Linked DNA regions of Homo sapiens: region 2 is linked to region 1. A link is an interaction called in ENCODE POLR2A ChIA-PET data of the cell type or tissue named here. Cell type or tissue: MCF 10A. All regions are shown on one strand. Links, peaks and the distances in the headings refer to the core of each region. The heading gives the core; the rest is flanking DNA. Region 1 overlaps PLXDC2 (plexin domain containing 2). Region 2 overlaps PLXDC2 (plexin domain containing 2).

The links. ChIA-PET counts read pairs that join two places held together with the same protein. Peaks named below come from ENCODE experiments on the same cell type or tissue, not always from the same donor. Only the 100,000 strongest peaks of a DNase experiment are listed, where the experiment ranks them.
Region 2: POLR2A ChIA-PET joins it to region 1 with 5 read pairs; 2 of 35 experiments call an interaction of 5 or more read pairs at or near these places.

The regions. Positions count from the first base shown.
Region 1 is chr10:19,920,860-19,923,791 of GRCh38, reverse strand. All of the region lies in intron 1 of PLXDC2 (plexin domain containing 2), which reads right to left. Among named protein-coding and RNA genes, the nearest start is that of PLXDC2, 110 kb to the right of the region's middle. In MCF 10A, for the core only: no CTCF peak of the experiment used is centred there; DNase peaks (open chromatin) are centred at 1,001, 1,341 and 2,261.
Region 2 is chr10:20,142,786-20,145,717 of GRCh38, reverse strand. It overlaps PLXDC2 (plexin domain containing 2), which reads right to left. Exons shown (of 14, transcript NM_032812.9): 5 at 2,301-2,423. Among named protein-coding and RNA genes, the nearest start is that of PLXDC2, 330 kb to the right of the region's middle. In MCF 10A, for the core only: no CTCF peak of the experiment used is centred there; a DNase peak (open chromatin) is centred at 1,247.

The sequences.
Region 1 (2,932 bases), core at 248-2,747:
GACTGGCCAAATTATATACTGATAAATAGTAATGGAGGGAATCAGTTATAGATTATTAACTTTATTTTATACAAAATTTGGGCAGGATTTATATCCCTGTTTTTGCTAGAAAAACCAAATCAATCTTTTCACATGAAATCAAAGATAAGACTTGTTAGTTCCTTTTTCTCCCTCATTTTCTATTGACTGTCTTGAATTTTTTAAATTATCCTTAATTGCCTCAGTGTAGCAATTGGATAAAGCAATTTTTTCTGCCCATATCAAATGAAAAGTATTCAGTTTAATAAATATGTATAACAATGCCAAGCCCTCAGAATGACATTTTATTAGCATGAATAAAAATTATATAAATCCTTTGATTTTTACTCTTACATAACTCTTTGATAAACCCTGTGTTAATTCTAAATGTGCTTATGTTTCATCAAAATAATTTGGATTGTCATTGTTCTAACTAGGCAATACTTTATGTCTTTTGTTGTTGTTCTTTGTTTTTGTTTTGTTTTTCTTCAGGCGAGACTTTTCTAACAGTATATCTAAGAGAAATGATATTTTGGGGTGGATTGTCAATAAAGCAAATCTCAAAAATACATAAAACCTCATTCTTTTTCAATAAAACTAGCACTCAACAACACACCTTCTGCTTAATGCTGGCAATTTACAACTTCCTGGTCTAAAGAAATAAAGCCCTGAACAGCTTATAAAATGACTTAAGAGATTTTTTTTTTAAACATAAGCCAATCTTGGCCAAATAGCACTTGGATGAGTTAAGAATAAACAACATATAAAGAGATAGATAGATCAGATTTCCTTTGAAATCACAAAAGTCTCAAAATTAAGAATTTTAAAAAGCTTTGCATTTGAGAGGCTCAAAGGTTTTGGACAACAGTTCAGTTATTTTTTCAACCCTCAAAAATGCTTGGTACTATGTTATTAATAAGGAAATAGTTCAATGAGTCAGTGTCTGAGCTTTCATTGCCTTGAAGCCAGTCCAAAATGGGAATTTCTGGCACTGGAGACCAACTTTATAAGCTTTCAAAACATGTTTTAGTTTTTGAAACACTGAGCTGGATTTTGCCACTGAAATCACTAAGCTGAGTCTCATATATACTCTCCAAGGTGACAAGCGTTTATCCCTTCTTCTTGAGTTCCATACAACTAAGCCGTAAAGTAAATGTGGTAGCATCTATTCAAAACTGTACTGAGTGAAAACACACACAGTACTGGTCACAAATGAAGCCTCCAACAAACCCAACCCCAGGGACACTCCAAAAGGCTAAAGTCAAGTAAGTGGAATCATGACTCATAGAAGGAAGCCTCACCTCCAACACCATCTCCTTCCTCCTGATCCCAGAACCTGTGCTTTAAAAAAATAGCAAGTAAACAAAGCTTTCACTGATGTGTGTCTCACTGCCTCTCTACACCAACACACACACATAACCCTACCCTCCAGGGACAGCCCCATAAAGTACAAGTTACGATAAGCTTTTAACCACACTGGAACACTATCTCTCAATTCACAATGGGTAGGCAGAGGCATATGTCTAGCTCCAGAGCCTCTGCCAGCCTGTAGAGCATTTCTGTGGACATCAGAATTGGGTGTCCTCTGGGTAAAACATTTAGACACAGTTGTCCTGGCTGAGAACGGTGGCTCACGCCTGTAATCCCAGCACTTTGGGAGGCTGCGGCAGGCAGATCACTTGAGGTCAGGAGTTCGAGACCAGCCTTGCCAACAAGGTGAAACCTCGTCTCTACTAAAAATACAAAAATTAGTCGGGCATGGTGGTGCATGACTGTTAGTCCCACCTACTCGGGAGGCTGAGTCAGGAGAATCACTTGAACTCGGGAGACGGAGGTTACAATGAGCCAAGATCATGCCACTGCATTCCAGACTGAGACAGAGTGAGACGCTGTCTCAAAAAAATAAAAAAATTAAAAAAAATTGAACAATTAAAAAAAAGATAGACACAGTTGTCCCAACTGGCCCTAATACACTGGGCTTGGCACATGGAATGCAGGCTCTATTTCAGCCCCTTGCCTCACTAGGCCAGGGCCTATGTGCAGAGCACAGACCACACAACACAATTGTCCTGTAGCCCTGTGTAGCCTCACTGGCTCCATGAAAGCTAAAGCTGCAACCTTAAGGAAGAGGGAAATTGTAATCATAACAGAGTTTTCGATGGGGAAAAATGCAGCTAAGAGTAAAATTAACTTAGCATGCTTTGTTTTTGTCTGGTTACGTAATGATGCATGGTCTAAGTCAGTTAATCATCTGAGAGTCTGTGCTCTGTGAAAGCAAGAATCAAGTCTTCTTAGAATACTTGCCAAATCCCTAAGTGAATGTCATAGCTTTCCAGAAGAAGGGAGGTTCTCATTATTAGTTACGAGGAAGACGGCCAACAGGGATGAAACTGTCCCTCTGAAACATCTACAAAATCATATATCCTCTATGCTTTTGATTAATTGTCTCTTATTGATGTCCTGTGAACATACTTTCTCAAATTTAACACATAAAAATCAAGATGATTTTGTAGGTCACATTCTAAGTGATACTTTTAAAATTATGAAACCAAAGTCCTGCTTTTAAAATTCATATGCCCAGTGTTTTGGGAGGCCAAAGTGGGAGGATCACTTGATGTCAGAAGTTTGAGGCCACCCTGGGCGACAAAAAAAAAAAAAAAAGAAGAAGAAAAGAAAAAGAAAGCCAGACATGGTGGTGCACACCTATAGTCCTAGCTGCTTGGGAGGCTGAGGTGGGAAGACTGTTTGAGCCCAGGAGTTCAAGGCTTCAGTGAGCTATGATCATGCCACTGAACTCCAGCCTGGGAAACAGAGCTAGACCCTCTCTCTATAAAAAATAAAATAAAATAAAGTAATAAAAATAATAAAAATCATACAAACTGAAGTTAATTTAAATGTTCACTTAAACAGAATA
Region 2 (2,932 bases), core at 287-2,786, 220 kb before region 1:
ATTAGCCGGGCGTGGTGGTGGGCGCCTGTAGTCCCAGCTACTCGGGAGGTTGAGGCAGGAGAATGGCATGAACCCGGGAAGCGGAGGTTGTAGTGAGCAGAGATCATGCCAGTGCAGTCCAGCCTGGGCGACAGAGTGAGACTCCATCTCAAAACACAAAAAACAAAAAAAAGTGTACTGTTTGCACATGTTAAGTTTTATATTATGTAATAGCATAGCTCTCTCAACATTTGCTGATTTAAATTTTCTAACCTGCTGCTGTCTTTTCCAGAGAAGTTTGCTTTCCTAAATTGTTGAGTTTCCAATCTTTAAGTATCCTGTCAATGATTCTAACTAAACTTGAAAATATTTCAGCAAGTTGTTGTGGTATTAAAAGGGCTTCGTGAAGAGTCTTACAGTGTTTAAAAGTGTTTCATTCATTTAATAAAACGTAAGTTTTCATTATCATATTGTTTGAACTCAATATTCCTCAATATTTGATTCCTATGGAATAAGTCATTACACAGAAGATATTTCAGTGGGTAAACAATACATGCATTCTTGAGTATTAATACTTTTACAATTCTCAGACATAAAACTCACTTTACGTATGTAATTATTTTTATTCATTCATTGAATAATTATTTAGGACCTACGTCCTAAATAATAAAGTGTCTATGCAGGGTACTGGAGATAAAATGATTTCTTATAGCCACAGTCCTTGTTTTTAAAGAACTTAAGAGTTCAGTTGGAGTAGTATACATCAATTTTTAAAAATCATTCAAATACGAGTAAAATTCAAATATTAAGAGCTACCTAGGAACAAGGTATATGAAAATATATGAAGAGAGACTTATTTAATATGCTTTATGATTTTGATAGCAACAGTATAAAAACTTGGTCATTAGAATCATGTGCCCATGAGTAAATGACCCTAACATCACCTAGTGAATGTCGGAGTTTGGAAAATAGTCAGTGTTCACTAAATCATTTATTGTTTCCGTAGGATAGACTCCCAAGGCAATTTTGCATGGTAATCATAGAATAAGTTTCAGATAAGTTTCTGGCTGCAGTTTTGCCTCAAGAATAGTGTACTTACAGTCCACTTGCACATCCTTGGGTGTTAGCACCTCATGAGTTTTTAAAAAATGGAAGAGAAGAGAATATAATAGTTCTTAAAATAACAGAGATGAATCATTATTGCAGCTAACACTTAGAGTTACCTAATATTGGATCATACCTTGGTGTTACTCAAGATGTTCAACGTGTATTTCCTAAGGTGAATGTCTAACTATGTTTAGTTTCCTCATTGTGCTATTTTGACCTGTAAAATGGCTTTCATCACACTGGTCAGGAGATGGCTCTTAGCAAAGTGATCATATTTCTCCAAGGCTACAGCTACCATCAAGTCTATTCCAACCATGAGCAAATTTCTTCCTTGATCATCAGAAATAAGATAAAAGTAGAAATAACTCTGTTCACCCCAAATGCTTGTATTATTTGCAGGCATAAAATTGTCTTTTAAACAAATAAATATCATTTTTGAATGATAAATACACAGAAAATTCTATATTTAATCATTGCAATATAAACTCTTTGTTACCTATAATTTATTTTCTCTACCAAAGTTACAGCTTTCAATAAGATGTTGAGATGAAAATTCATTTATGTCTCCAAGACCTTGAATTTCTCGCTTGGATTTTGGCACCACTTAATGATTTATTATAGTTTTTTTCTCTATTTTATATGTCCCAAAAAGTAATAGCAGGGATACATTGCTCTTGGTATATTTGATAAATCTTGACAGGCTCTCACTCATTTTCTAAAGTCAAGAAAACTTTATTTTCTTCAGTTGAACTACCCACAACTAACTACTTTATACTTCTTAAAATATGTGTTCATCTTATTGATACATACAAGTCATAAGTTTTGGAAATTTAATGTCAATATATTATGGCACTTGCCTCAACTGGAAGATCAGAACTAACAAAATTATTCTTATTTCCATTTTTTTCTGATGGGAAAATTGGAAAACTGACTTATTGAAATAGCATCAAATAAATGCGTTTGCTTTGTCTGAGGTCTTGTCTACAGCAACTCAGTTTTACTGTGTATAGTAGATGTTAATAAATGTGTTGAATGAATGAATGCCATTTGTGTACTTTATAAATCTTAGCAGTATAATATTTGTCCTCTCAGACCATTTGCATCAAGCAGTTTACACACCAAAAAATAAACAGTTTACAAAAACATTAACATGAATCTGATGCTTGAGGTTTAAAAATATACATGCAGCAAAAAATAGGCTACTCAACACATACCATTATCAAAATATCTGACAGTTGAATTTCTGGATACACTGGGATCGAAATTTGCCATTAAAGGTGCTATGTACTGTGTGGCTGTTAGCATTCGATGTACGACTTCTCCAGTGTATATGAAACCTAGAATTAGAAAAATAGGAAACATATTCAGAAAAAGAAGCCCATATAAAATTATGATTAAAATACTTCCAACTCAATTACAGTCATATTATGAAAATAAAATGTCATGGTAGCTGGAAAAAAAGGAACATATTTAATATCTTAGTATCTAATTAACAATACTTGGTCTGGATTAAGTAACAAATTCTTGTATAATTTGGTAGAACCTTGCAAATCCGAAATCTATAACATGTACAATTTTAATTGGGGGGAAAGTGACCATTATCTGGATGAGATTATTAGGCTAAAAATGCTAATACAGTATTATAAGTAATTCAAATATTCAATTTGCTATTATTAATCCCTTGTTATTTTAACAATAGCTTACCACACAAGTCCTTTTAATTAGTGAATTCATTTTCATGGTATTTATGTAAGCTACCATCTCAGCATAGGAATTTTAGAAACGACATCTGGTAAAATGCAGAAAATGTTTTGATTCTTTTTTTTTTTCTTGAAAGTTGAAAGGG